Regions from separate parts of the Homo sapiens genome. Here regions 1, 2, 3 and 5 are each linked to region 4. A link is a contact called in ENCODE Hi-C data. All regions are on one chromosome and are shown on one strand. The core of a region is the stretch at or near the end of the contact, and the rest is flanking DNA. Distances in the headings are between cores, read along the strand shown.

Evidence for each region. A loop is a pair of places that touch in the nucleus more often than their neighbours do. Pooled maps may share reads with other maps.
Region 1: a map with no recorded cell type shows a loop between it and region 4 (8-fold over the local background). The contact joins two enhancer-like sites. A Hi-C loop is called at or near these places in 3 of 37 single-sample maps with no recorded cell type and 2 of 50 pooled maps.
Region 2: a pooled map shows a loop between it and region 4 (4-fold over the local background). The contact joins two enhancer-like sites. A Hi-C loop is called at or near these places in 2 of 37 single-sample maps with no recorded cell type and 3 of 50 pooled maps.
Region 3: a loop to region 4 is called in a pooled map, with 4 times the contacts of the local background. The contact joins the promoter of PLSCR1 here to the enhancer-like site in region 4. A Hi-C loop is called at or near these places in 2 of 50 pooled maps.
Region 5: a map with no recorded cell type shows a loop between it and region 4 (6-fold over the local background). The contact joins the promoter of RNF13 here to the enhancer-like site in region 4. A Hi-C loop is called at or near these places in 3 of 37 single-sample maps with no recorded cell type and 4 of 50 pooled maps.

Annotation. Positions count from the first base shown.
Region 1 is chr3:149,602,356-149,605,055 of GRCh38, forward strand. The region is part of intron 2 of WWTR1 (WW domain containing transcription regulator 1); the gene reads right to left. Among named protein-coding and RNA genes, the nearest start is that of WWTR1-IT1, 48 kb to the right of the region's middle. RefSeq lists an enhancer at 2,267-2,700. Within about 2 kb of position 1,281, at least 4 of the 41 ENCODE cell types and tissues checked have a DNase peak (open chromatin) inside an H3K27ac peak, as active enhancers do.
Region 2 is chr3:149,580,016-149,582,715 of GRCh38, forward strand. All of the region lies in intron 2 of WWTR1 (WW domain containing transcription regulator 1), which reads right to left. Among named protein-coding and RNA genes, the nearest start is that of WWTR1-IT1, 71 kb to the right of the region's middle. Within about 2 kb of position 1,361, at least 20 of the 41 ENCODE cell types and tissues checked have a DNase peak (open chromatin) inside an H3K27ac peak, as active enhancers do.
Region 3 is chr3:146,543,306-146,546,005 of GRCh38, forward strand. PLSCR1 (phospholipid scramblase 1) reads right to left here and starts at 1,302. Exons shown (of 9, transcript NM_021105.3): 1 at 1,162-1,302. RefSeq lists an enhancer at 1,152-1,631.
Region 4 is chr3:148,318,115-148,320,814 of GRCh38, forward strand. The region is part of intron 3 of LINC02046 (long intergenic non-protein coding RNA 2046); the gene reads left to right. The region is part of intron 2 of LOC105374148 (a long non-coding RNA gene); the gene reads right to left. Among named protein-coding and RNA genes, the nearest start is that of LINC02046, 39 kb to the left of the region's middle. RefSeq lists an enhancer at 1,293-1,352. Within about 2 kb of position 1,262, at least 2 of the 41 ENCODE cell types and tissues checked have a DNase peak (open chromatin) inside an H3K27ac peak, as active enhancers do.
Region 5 is chr3:149,811,850-149,814,549 of GRCh38, forward strand. It overlaps RNF13 (ring finger protein 13), which reads left to right and starts at 1,366. Exons shown (of 10, transcript NM_183381.3): 1 at 1,366-1,504. RefSeq lists enhancers at 723-1,234, 1,100-1,209 and a silencer at 740-889.

The DNA of each region.
Region 1 (2,700 bases), core at 31-2,530, 1.3 Mb after region 4:
GAATAAGCAAAGCTATGTGAACAAAGGCAACCCAAGATGGGAAGGCGTTATTGGCAGCAGCGTTCTTTTCACTCTGGACCCTGAGCAACCCTGAAATTCCAGCAGTCACAGGGTCCTAAATACTTGGGGACATTCCGACTCAGTCTCACAGACTGAAAGGTAGAGAGCACAGATCTCAACAGGAACTGAAACTCTAGTGTTGATCATTGCCCTGACACAACTTTAAAGTGGCCACCAAACCCCTCAAATAGCTATTTTCATCCTTGTTTACACTGGCCACACTGACACTCAATTGGTGAGAAAAGGCTTCCCCCCCAACTTTTTTTTGAGACGGAGTCTCACTCTGTTGCCCAGACTGGAGTGCAGTGGCACGATCTCGGCTCACTGCAACCTCTGCTGTCCAGTTTCAAGAGATTCTCCTGCCTCAGCCTCCCGAGTTGCTGGGATTACAGCATCACCACACCCAGCTAATTTTTGTATTTACAGTAGAGACGGGGTTTCACCATGTTGGCCAGGCTGGTCTCGAACTCCTGACCTCAAGTGATCCGCTTGCCTGGGCCTCCCAAAGTGCTGAGATGATAGGCATGAGCCACTGTGCCCGGCCAGAAAAGCCTAATTTTAAAGCCAAAGATAAATAAATAAATAAATAAATAAATAACCAGGCTTCTTTCTACTCTAGGTTTCAACTGTAGAAATCTATTTGCAAACTTCAAAAACTATTAACTTTGGGCAAGAATTTTTAAGATCTGATAAGAGGAGACTCTAAAGTTAATAATGTCTTGCTTTGAGGAACAAGGGTCTCCACCCACCCTGGGCTCATAAACTGCCCCCCTCACTACCACTCTCTGGCTTCCCACCAAGTCCTCAAGAAATGATTTACTAAGTTCAATCAAGGAACCAGATTCTATGAAATAATAAAAGGAAAATGGAGTTCATGACTGAAATCAAGCTGGGCAGAGACATAAAGGGTCTTTGTTAATAACTGTACAAGGGAATGCAAATGAAGACAGGCTTCACAAGGAATTTTGACATCTTAATGAAGATTTATGAAGAATTTGCAGCATATTAACCTCAAATACAAGGGGAATTACATAGTCACATAAAAACACTGCTTTATGATTTCTTTAGCTTAAAAACAATTCAAAAGACAGTTTCTTCATGATAATGCTAATAATTTAGTTACAAAGGTTCCCCACCCCCCCCTTGTACTCCACTCTAATTACATTCTCCATCCCCCATTACATTTCTTTCTTTGGTTAACTCTGAAGTGATACAGCTCATTGGCATGCCCTAAAGCTGTGAACTGCCCCACTGATGAAATCATGACAGTGATTAAATTTCTCTATTCCACACAGAAAGTTTTGTGTTACACAGTTTTCTTTGTTCATGTCCTTAGTAACGCAGAAAATCAACTGACATTTTCTCCTAATAATGAGGGGAATATAAGATAATGTCAATGAAAAAAAAATCCTCTACTGGTGCTACATAAGCGGCATACCAAAAAAAAAAAAAAAAAAAAGCATGTGAAGCTGTACAGATCTCAGTCAAGAACACATTGGCCACATCTAAGGTCAGTGATAGTATTTTGCCACGGTCATAGATTTTATGTTGTATTCATGATACATACAGATAATTAGAAAGACTGAGTTCATTAAATATATTCAAAACACAGAAACTTTTTAAACTCCATAAATAGTAGTAATACTATAAGTAGTAGTACATGAAAAATAGTTTCATATTACATAATATGCAAAGCATTTTTGCTTTTGATTCTCTTAATATTTATTTCATGCTCCAACCCTGTAAGATAAGTATTATCCCAACTTTATAGGCTAAGGACCTGAGACCTAGAAGTTAAATAACTGGCTTAAAATCACACTGCCAACACTGCCAGACAATGGCTGAGGCCTCATTCCCTGTGACAGGGCCACCCCCTCACAGCTCACTGCATGCACACCCCACCACATCCCGGGAAGGAGCTTGCACAGGACTTTAAGGGCACATGACTTGGCTTCCATCTCTACTCATCATCCAGAGATGCTCCTTAGCTAAAAGAGAAGTTAATCTCAGGAAATCAATGCTAGCAGGGCCAGGTTTTACTCTTAGGGTTCTATCTCAAATTTTAGCTACAATTTAGAAAATGCAGGAAGTGAAGGAAGGAGGTCAAAGAAAGAGCCCTGGGACTTCCAGGAGGGCCAGGTGCTCCTTGTGTCACAGTTGCTGCTACAAGGGCTGCCTTAATCCCTAGTCCCCTAGCCCAGCCCCATTCCTCCCAGCCCACATGCTGACCAGCTGCTCAGTGTTTCTCTGTAGGGTATGTGAGGGGCAGATGCAGGCCAGCCCAAGGCTGCTGGCCTTCCGTGTGCTGCCCTTCCTGCTGAAGCGGTACTGGCCCTTCTTCACACCCTCCCAGTCTGCTCAGATCAGACACACTGGCAGGCCAGAAGGCAGGTGGGAGGACAGGTGCCAGGAAAAACCAGGCATAGAGAAAGGCCCACACAGAAGCTGAAGCCATACGTTCTGCATTCTTACCCATGGAGCAAAGGAGGGAAATGTCAATGGAAGGCTTGAGGTGCTGAGGTTCATGGTCACCTTATCCCTTGGATTTCAGGGTAGTGAGATTCATGGATAGGCTTCCAAGCCTGTGCACTGAAGGAGGGAAGGGTCACTAATTGAGAAAACAAGTAATTTAGACAGAAG
Region 2 (2,700 bases), core at 111-2,610, 1.3 Mb after region 4:
TGGCAAGGAGTCTTGCCGAAGACTTATATTAAACTTTTAAAATTTTCCTCAACTGGAATTAGAATACAAGTATGCAAAAGGTGGTTTACTTTCTCGTTGTATGTTGGGGATAAATACTGTTTGCATTTAAATCAAATTAAACATTCTATTAGTGTGATCTTATTTAGATTTCAAGACCTAGGAAATGACATATATCTTACTCATATCTTACATTTCTTTTAGTAGTACCTTTTGTTTTGCCAACGGTACTTAGCTCTGCTAACCAACACCAGAGATGAGTCTTAACCACAAGAACAAAGACAGGGGTGGTATGCACACTTACTAATTCTCCCAGGCCCAGATGCACACTTTCTCCAGGTAGTCCCTCTGCTGTCACCTAAAACCACAATGCAATGGGAGCTGAGCACAGTGGAAGCCCATTGCAGTGGGAGCCCATTGCAGGAGAAACCCCAGGGAGCTCATCACAGAAGGGAGGCCACATCACAGAGGGAGCCCATGACAGTAGAAGCCCCATCGCAGTGGATGCTCAGCTCACCACCCACATCTAAACTAGCAACCCGACCTGATCATGTTTGTAATACTAAGATTAGGTTTTTTGTTTGTTTGTTTGTTTTTGAGACGGAGTTTCGCTCTTGTCACCCAGGCTGGAGTGCAATGGTGCGATCTCAGCTCCCTGCAGCCTCTGCCTTCCGGTTCAGGCAATTCTCCTCCTTTAGCCTCCCAAGTAGCTGGGATTATAGGCGTGTGCCACCACACCTGGCTAACTTTTGTATTTTTAGTAGAGATGGGGTTTCACCATATTGGCCAGGCTGATCTAAACTCTTGACCTCAGGCCATCCACCCGCCTCAGGCTCCCAAAGTGCTGGGATTATAGGCGTGAGCCACCGCGCCTGGCGACAATATTAAGATTAGTAGCCATCCAGTACATTGATCTCCTCTGCTTAACGTTATCAGTCTATTTGCATAATGTGGAGTCGGCTTTTGAACTTCGATATGTTGACAATCAGAAATAAAGTAATAGCTCTTCACATGGTTGAAGAGATACATAGCTTAGGTTTTACTGTATTTCTAGAAACCCTAATCAATCTTCCTCCCACGTTGTCATTCTTTCTACCACCCTAATTAATAATTCTTTGTCCCAAGGCAGCTTTTAAAACACTATTATTGGTTATAATGATTCTTCCATTCTGCCCAAATCCTAAACGGCACCATCTCCTGCTATTTTTAATGCATCAGAATAGAAGATACAAAGAGGTAAAAGTCAAGCTGCCAATGTGCACAGCTGACACATCTATTAGCAAAGCATTCAGAGTTTAAACCCCAAAGCTATTAAAAAAAAAAAAAGACTCATGCCATATAATAAAGGTGACTCTTCACACAGCAGAAATGTGTTAGATGAGAAAGTTCATCCTTCTTTGAAACCACAAAGAATTTATAGTTGAAAGTTTCCGGTCAGATTTTCACTTAAGCAGCTCATCAAACATAGCTGCAGTCTATGACACAGAAATAATAACTGATATATAAATAGGGGATTTTTTTAGGATCCTCTAATAAAAGATGATACAAGACCAGAGAAGTTATTTCAGTGTATGGTTCCGGTCTCTACCATTCACTTGCCAATTCAAAAAATTTCAGCATTCTCTGGAATTCTGAATGAATGGCAGGGATTGTATTTTTAACTACCAGGCTCTAATCCTCGACTTCCCTCACAGACTTGCCAAGAAGTTTCCACTTGTTTAAGTTAGCAGCAGTAGGCACAGCAGCCATGTGAAAGGTCTCCTAGTGCCTCTGCCCTGGCCAGCTGTGGTGATCCATCTCCCTCACGTCCTTCCCACTGAGCACCACCGACTTTTCTGCAGACTCATTCTGTCTGAACCTACTCAGTCAGGCAGAAGCTGAGTCAAGCAAAGCTGCTGTCAGCCCCAAAGAGCAGATGAGCCAAATCAGGACTGTAATACCCGTGGTTCCTGCAGGGATTCATTTACCAGAGTTTTGTCCCTGGGGTGGGAAAAAAAAGTGGCACTGTGAAGTGCCACTTCCCAGAGAAAACCACTTTGGAAGGCTGGTGACTCATCAAGACAGCCCCAGGTGTGACTCAGGAGCCTCACTTCAGAAGGTGAACAGTTCAGTCACTGTGTTAGAGACACCCCGTCATATGCTGCACGCACCCCAACAGCACCCGGCCCTGGCAAGCCTCACTTTGCCTCTGCAAACTGAGCAAAATTCTTGCTTAACCTCATTTTTCCTATTTTGTGAAAACATAAGAAGGAAAAAAAAAAAAGGACTGGGAGTTTCTGTTGCTTGTTTGATTTGGGCCAAGAGCCATATTAAAGAACTTTGGCTGCGTTGCAAACAATTTTATTATTAGTACCAGCATTTTTTTTTCTCCTCTCATGCCAGGATCAATAATGCTATTAAAAAATGTATAGTCCAGACACAGTGGCTCACGCCTGTAATCCTAGCACTTTGGGAGGCTGAGGCAGGAGGATTGCTTGAGCATAGGAGTTCAAGGCCAGCCTGGGCAACATAGGGAGATCTTATCTCTAAAAAAAAAAAAATCAAAATATGAGTCGGGCGTGGTGGTATATGCCTGTGGTCCCAGCTTCTTGGGAGGCTGAAGCGGAAGATTACTTCAGCCTGGGAGGTCGAGGCTGCAGTGAGCCGTGATCATACCACTGCACCCCAGTGTGGGCGGCAGAG
Region 3 (2,700 bases), core at 52-2,551, 1.8 Mb before region 4:
ATCTATAAACCAGCTATTTTACATGCCACTTTTCTATCCAATTGCATAAATCCACTCTTTCCCTTTATATGTCTTTTTCATTTCCCCGCATTTTCTCATTGTTCAAAGCCCTACTATTGTTGTAAACAGGGTGGCATTAAGACAAAGGTTTGCTCTTAGAAAAAGTTCAAGAAGGGAGCCCCCAAACTGTCTGACACGTTTAAGTGTCACTTGTAGTAACCATGTATCTCAATGTGATAAGCCAGAAAAAACAACGACTGCCTGTTCCTGGAACTGGGAAGTGGCCATGCCAAGACTTCCAGGAATAACAGTGCATGAATGAAACCACCTGGGAACCAGAGAATCAGCTTGGAGAAGCAGGAACTTTGTCAAATATTTAAAATAATAAGAGCTAACTTTCACTGAGTACTTTCTGTAGCGCCAGGCACTGCTCTAAGAATTTTACATTAATACTCTGTAGCTCATTTAATAGTTACACAATTTCAGAGATGAGGCAATGGAAAGAACATATATAAGAAGAAAGTGGCTGACAGTCCACAGACGTGAAGCAGTAGAGGCCGAATTTAAAGTCGGGGAGCCTGACTGGAGCTAATGGTCTTAGGAACCGTGCTAGATACCGCCACTATCTTTCCTAAGCTGGTATTGTAGAGGGCCTAGCATAGATGTGGGCTCCGGCGGACTTCATTGAATACTTACTGATAAATGACAGCTTGCAGGCTGTATTAACCATTCCTTCTAATAGCCCCACTACGCTGGCACATGCTCCTGAGCCCAGACTCTACCCAGGATTCAGGGCCGCTCTCTACCTGTAAAGCAGTGTAGCTAAGGGGAAGCTGAGCCCCGCAAGGCGTTTTCAGGCAGGGCACCCCTTGTCATTCGAATGGTTCTGGGGTGAGCCCGGGTGCCGCTGGGCCGCCTGGGGCCCCTTGCCGTGTACCTGCTCCACTTCCAGGGTCCCTTTCAGAGGCCTCTTGCATTTCTGGCCCCAACCTTCACCCCACATCCTCCACCCCCAGAGCAGCAAACACAACCTGCGGGCCCTCGCGCCGGTTCCCCACAAGTTGCCCTCCACACCTGACCCCGGCCCTGGCCCCAGCGCAGGCTCCGCGCAGTTCCCGCGCCCAAGTCCCCAGGAGGCGGCAGAGAAAGCCGCCCGCGCACCTCTGGCTGCCGCTGTTTCCGCTCCCGAGCGAGACAAGGTCCAGAGAGCCGGGGCCAGGCGATGGCTTCCTCTTCTGCGCCTCTAGACTGCCGGGCACAGCTGCTGCGCAACCTTCTCAGAAGTCAGCCGGAAAAGGGTCTGGGAGTAACCTTTGCGCCAACACCCGCGGCTCCTGGTTTCGTTTCCTGAATCTTACGTACACAACACGGTTTCCTTTTCCCGGTTCCCGCGCTGGCGCTCGGGGACCCACGAGACTACTGGAGGGTGAAGGAGCTGGAGGAGGGACTGCGCCCACCCCCTGGTGTGAGGCCCCTCCCCTACCCCCGACTTGCTTTCTTGCTCATTGGAGAGACTCCAGAGACGTTTGTCCGGTGGTTAAGGAGAGGAACTGGGACTCCGACACTAACTGGAACTGGAAAGTCATCAGCTGGGGAGTGGCCTCCCCCGGGAACTTTCTTTACTCTGGCTTTGACCTCCATCCCTCGGAAGCCCGTGGCTTTTCAAGGCGAGGGAGTAGAGGCAGCTTAAGACTACAAATGAGGAGGGGCCAAAATTGTTTTTCTTTATGGTGCCTTTTCTTTCTTGCTGTCTTGCTCTTTCTTTCCTTCTATTAAATTATGTGATATTACTTTTTAATTTTTAAGCAGTTATTTGAATGTTTTCGAGCTCACTTTATTTTTTTATAAATATTGTTCCTTTTTAAACTAAAATAGTTTTTATTCTGTGTATTTAAGTTATTTGTATGACATATCCATCAACTCCTATAATTACACATTTCCCCCCTTGGGGCAAGAGCAGCTATAATCTACTTATTTAGCATAAATCCTGAATACCACTATCATTAACTATAGCCCTCATGTTGTACATTAGGTCTTCCCATTTGTTCATCCTACGTGTTTGTAACTTTGTATACTTTTACCTAAATTTCCCCATTTCTCCTGACCCCACTCCAACCTGGATGACCCTGGATAAACCAGTGGTCCCCAACCTTTTTGGCACCAGGGACCAGTTTCACGGAAGAGGATTTTTCCATGGACCAGGGCCGGGTGGCAGACGGTTTCAGGATGATTCAAGCACATTACGTGTATTGCGCACTTTACTTCTATTATTATTACATTGTAATATATAATAAAATAATTATACAACTCACCATAATGTGGAATCAGTGGGAGCCCTGACCTTGTTTTCCTGCAATTAGAAGGTCCCATCTGGGAACGGTGGGAGACAGTGACACCAGAAGTGTGTTGCTTATGTCCAGTCTACTCCGTAATCTTGTTTTGGTTGCTGTCACTGCAGAAAATCCTGCTTCACAAAGATAGCATGTTGGAAATGGAAGCAGACTCTTCAGTGCTTTTGTGGCAATCTCAGGATATCCCACCTTGAGTTTAATCCAGAACATGGGATTTGAAGCTGTCTCAAACATACTTTTAAGGCCACCATCATTTGTGATCTCAAGCAATTGATCCTCTTCTAGTACGGACAAAATCGATTCACCTGACTTACTCACAAATGGGTCATGGATACATTCATTCCCAGTT
Region 4 (2,700 bases), core at 12-2,511:
TGAAATTTCTTATGGAAAATTTCAAACAAATGTTAATTCTGTAGCTTTAGTGGTTGCTTGATACCATATGCCTGTATTTTTGCAAAGCAACTCAAGGAGGCCTTGTATGTTTAGTTATTATTCTTGCTTCACTTATGTGAACCATTATCACAAACCTGAATGAAACAAGCCTTTTTGTGAATAAGAATAACCTCGAGAAAGAGAGATATTATTTATGATCATAAGGGGAGTAGAGTGACTGCCAGGAAGAATTGTGGATAAATTTTTAAATGTCACAGAAGAAACGACTAAATGTCCTTTCAATGGGATGCTGGGCATTACGTAACCAGTCCTCTGGGAATTGTGTAATTCCATGATTTGTGCATGTTTGGTTATCTTTAGATGGGTGTCACTTGTTTCTTGCTCATAGTAATGCAAGTGGTTCATTTTCATGAAAAAGAAAATGAATTTTGACAGGCAAAGATATCTATATATAGATATATTTAACATATGTAATAAATTTAGCATATATATACAAATTTAACATATATGTTAAATTTACTATATTAGATATATAACATATATTAAGATATCTATAACATAGGTATCCTATATATTAATATACATATCTTAATATCTAATATAGATTAACATATATCTTAATATATTATACATCTATTATATATATTTTATATAATATATAAATAAATATTTAATAGATAATCTTTTATCTTTTATCAGAAGTTTTCCTTCAAAAGACACAACAGAAAAAGTGTTACAATTATAATTTTGGAACATATTAGTGCAACACATATGACTGACGATTATTGCATCCAGAATATAATATATAAAGAACCACTGTGAAGCCCTAAGAAAACAACAGCCTCAAAAGTCATTTTATTTATTAGGTATTTGAGGTATGACAATATTACTCCCAAACTCAGCAACTATAAAACAGTAAATACTCATTATCTCACAGATTCCATGGATCAGAAAGTCAGGTGGGTACCTCTGACCCAGGGTCTCTCACAAAGCTGCCATCAAGGTGTCAGGAGATGCTGTAGTCTCCTTCGCAGGCTCTGCTAGGGGAGGATCCACTGTCATGCTATCTCATACGGTGGTTGACAGAATTTAGTTCTTGCCAGCCCATTGAACTGAGAGCCTCAATTCCTTGCAGCTATTGGCCAGAGCCCTCCCTCAGTTTCTTATCTTGTGGGCCTCTCCATATGGTAGCTCACAACCTGAGTCCTGGATTCTCGCAATGTGAGTCCATGAAAGGGTGAGAGAGAGGAAACGGAAGCCACAGTCTTCTGGTAACCTAATCTCAGAAATGACATCTCATCATTTTCTGCCTTGTTCTATTTCTCATATGCAAATCACTAGGTCTAAGTGCTCACTCAAAGGGAAGAGATTACACAAGGAGGCAAAGATCACCGGGGTCCATGTTAGAGGCTGCCTATACCGGTCAAGAGTAGAAATTTATAGAACAAGAAACACAGAGTACATAAACCTATTAAAAAATGTTTAACCTTCTTAATAATAAAGAAAATGCAAACTAAGACCACAATTTCACAATCACTAGTTTCATTTTTAAAAGTAGAAGTCTGACAATACTATATGTTAGCAAGAATTTGCAGAAATGAGGAAGTGATGGGAATGTAAACTGATACTATTTTAGAAAGTAATTTCTCATCACTTAGTAAAGTTCCACTGACTCATAATCTGACTCAGTAATTCTTCTCCCACATATATAGTCTAGAGAAATTGCACGTGAACATCAGATGTTCAAAATGTTCTTAAACACATTGTTCATAATAGCAAAAAACAATTAGAAGCTTAAATAAATAAATGAGTGATGGCAGATTAATACAACAGAGTACAGTACTCAAAACTGCATATATCAATAAATATTTGTGAGGAAATAAAGTCACAGAAAAGAAATATAGTATGATCCAATATAAATGTTCAAAAAAGGAAAAGCTAAGTAATATCTACTTTAGGAATGCATTTACAGTATCTATGGCTACACTATAAAGAAAAGCAAATTAATGTGATTATACAAAGTTCAAACTGCTCGTTCTATGTGTGTGGGAGGGAGGGAGATGTTATGGAAATAGGCTCATAAGAGGCTTTAACTTTTTCTTCAGCTGAGTGATACATACATGAGTATTCATTTATTATTTGGTTATTACTTCTAAACCACACACTTACATCGTATACATTTTCAATGACATGTTTTGCATTTTTAACTAAAATTGATGAATTTCTTTGACATGAAGAATATTGTATATGTCACAGCATCCAGTAAGGATTAACCAAAGCAAGTCATGACTGCATTATACTAATGGAAAAGCATCTCTATAAGGACTTTGTTATAAGGACCCATCAAAGATTGATTCAATAGCTGTTCATATTTTCATGAATGCATTCCCTGAATATAATGGGAATATTCCTGTATTATAGTCACCCTTATTGCTCGTCTTCAACTGTTTTTAGTATGTTAAATATTTCTTTTGTTAAGGAGAGTATACTGATGTTATGTTTCCTAAACTACTTTCTCTAAAGAAGGGAATAAGTAATTAAAGTAACATGATTATCTGAATTTAATATCACATCAATGAACCCCACTTCAGTTCTCTCAATAGTATCTAGTGTTTTTAAATAATCAATTTACGAGAAACAAAAAATGAATGACAGGATTCAAATACGCAAAAACTTAAA
Region 5 (2,700 bases), core at 116-2,615, 1.5 Mb after region 4:
CCAATGAAAAGTTAAGACTACATAGAATACTCATAGGATACACAGAAGAGGAAAGTACCTTTGATAGCTTTTATTTAATTTTTTAAAATTTGATCTTAAATTTCTTGTATTTGAATTTTATTTGAGTAGGTAATATTTGCAAGGTTCAAAATTCAAAAGGCACAAAAGGATACACAATAAGGAAAGAGTCTTTTCCCCATTGCTGTGTCCCACCTACTCAGGGCTCTCCAAGCAATCAAAGTGACAAGTTACATCCAATGGTATTCTACTAATACTCTGTGTGATAGCCTCCTCGCCACCATTTTTAAAAGATGATGTTGAAGGAGTTGAAGCCTGTAAAGGCCTTATTAAGGGTGCCTTATTATTTGAAGCAGAAGTAGTGCCTGATTCTATGTCTCCTGACATTTCTTTCAGGACTCTGTAATATTTGCCTAAGTCACACTGCTTTTGTAAGGTGGCGAGTTGGCAATGATTAATCAATGTGGATGGTACAATCCGGTAATTTAAGTTTCGACTGGTTTAAGATTGAGACAACCAGAAAGGAAGGCTTATCAGAAGGGCGGCAGGGGAGGAGATTTTTGGTTCATCAAAAGGAGGCAAGGGTTTTAAAAGGCTGACCTAGGGCCTGAATCACATGGTTTGACTTTTGCTAAGCCCCGGGGATGGCGCGTGTCAGGCCCAGAGTGCTGATGCCAGCGTGGATCCGAGCCAGGCCTCAGGGGACTGGCGTTCAGACCTCGGGCCGCTCGCATCTCTAACAATTTGAGCCCTACTTTAAGGTGTGGCCACGGTCCCCACCCACTCTGATCTCAGACTGGGCACGGTACGGAAGGCGGGCGGATGAGGCCTCGCCCTCGCCTCTTTAGTAGGTCGGGTGAGTGTAGTGTGCAGGGAAGAGACGCGTCAGCGCCAGGGCCAGGCCCGCCCGGGGGCAGCCCGGCAGCCGAATCTTGGGCTACTCTGTCCCAACAGCCGGAGCAGATCAGACCGACCGGCCCTGCCCGCTCGGTCCCGCGCCCTCCAGACCCTACGGTCTCCGTTTCTAGGGGCACATGGTTAGCGGCAGGCGCCCACAGCCAATCCACTTTGCCAGCCTGCCCCTTCCTCTGCCAAGAGCAGCTTCTTCAGCCGCGCTCCAGTTCCGCAGACGCCTGCCCCACCCTGCTCTTCCCTTCCAGGGAAGACGGATCACGCGGCCAAGAACGAGACTCGCAAACTGGGCATTTCTCCGAGCCGGGCTAGAGCAAGTAGCGAGACTCCGCGTGAGAGTGGGAAAGAGCCTTAACAGGCAACCATGTTGCCCAGTGGGTTTTCTGTGCCTTTGGGTGCGGACCAATGAGGCGCGTGGGGCGGGACTTCCGCTTCGCCTAGGTGTTGTCGTCCCTGCTAGTACTCCGGGCTGTGGGGGTCGGTGCGGATATTCAGTCATGAAATCAGGGTAGGGACTTCTCCCGCAGCGACGCGGCTGGCAAGACTGTTTGTGTTGCGGGGGCCGGACTTCAAGGTAAGACCCTGTCCGGCTTCGCGGCAGCCGGGCAGCTCGTTATCGAGCGGCCCAGAGAACATACCCCGCTTGTTGGCCCTCGAGCTCGGAGTCGGCCCTGCTGCTGAGGTCTTTGCTGCTCCTCTAGAGCTGGGTGAGAAGTCAATTAGGCTTTTTGCAAAAGGAATAAAATAGCCTTGCCCTCGGGGGACCGAGTCTCCCCTGCACTCTCATTCCGCGAGTTTGTGTGTGTCCAAAGTTGAGTTACCGGTTTTGCTTCTCTCATTCCCTTCTTGAGGCTGCAAGAGCCTGCCTGGAAAACATGTTTGGAAGGCTTTTCTTGGTCAAGTACCTGCCGCAACGTCCTCGGGCACATCGCTTGACTTTAGTTGAGGGGGCTGTTTTGTCTCTGAATAGAAGGAGGGCAGTCACTTCCTCTCTTTTACCCCCACCCCCTTTTTCTTTCCCTGGAAGCTCAGATTGCAGGTTTGGGACTTAACCCCTGCTAGGGCCAGATACTACGGTCAGTCAGCAGCTCTGCCTGTATGCTTGACTTGACTTGACTTGCACTTATTAAATAACTTTGTCCCAGAGAGAAAGAGAGAGTGGGCAGACATCGAAGCCAAACAGCAGTATCCCGGAAGCACTCATGCAACTTTGGTGGCGGCCACTCAGTTTTCTCTGCCAGTGTCTGGTAAATTCCTCTATTTTGTCCTAATCTGACAATAGTAAATAGTAAATTTCCAAAACTGTCGTTTCATCATCAGTTTCAGCACCGTGGGCAGCTGCTCGGGTCCTCTCTTGTTGCCCCAAACCTGCCCGGCTATTACTGTTCGTCAGTGATGCAGCAGAAACAGTGAAAACTGATGCATTCCTTTCAACAATGATGTGTTTGTTCTCCAAGGAGAACATCTGCAGTTTTTGATACAATATAAATAAGTAAGGTGGCTGTGCCTCCAAAGAGTTCTTCTGGAGAAACAGATCAATTCAAGATTTAAGGTAGGGCTTTCAAGAGTTTATGCTATTTAAGCACAGTTTTTTAATGGGTGGACATTAGCTCCATCTCGAAGTAACAAAACTGGACAGTGATAGCAATTAAAAAGAACTTTAAACAGGAGGTAAGAAGTGTAGTGCAGTGCTGTAGTGCAGGAAGTGTAGTGCAGTGCTGTAGTGCAGGGCCCATAAGGATTCATTAATAGATTTTAGAATCAATTTAG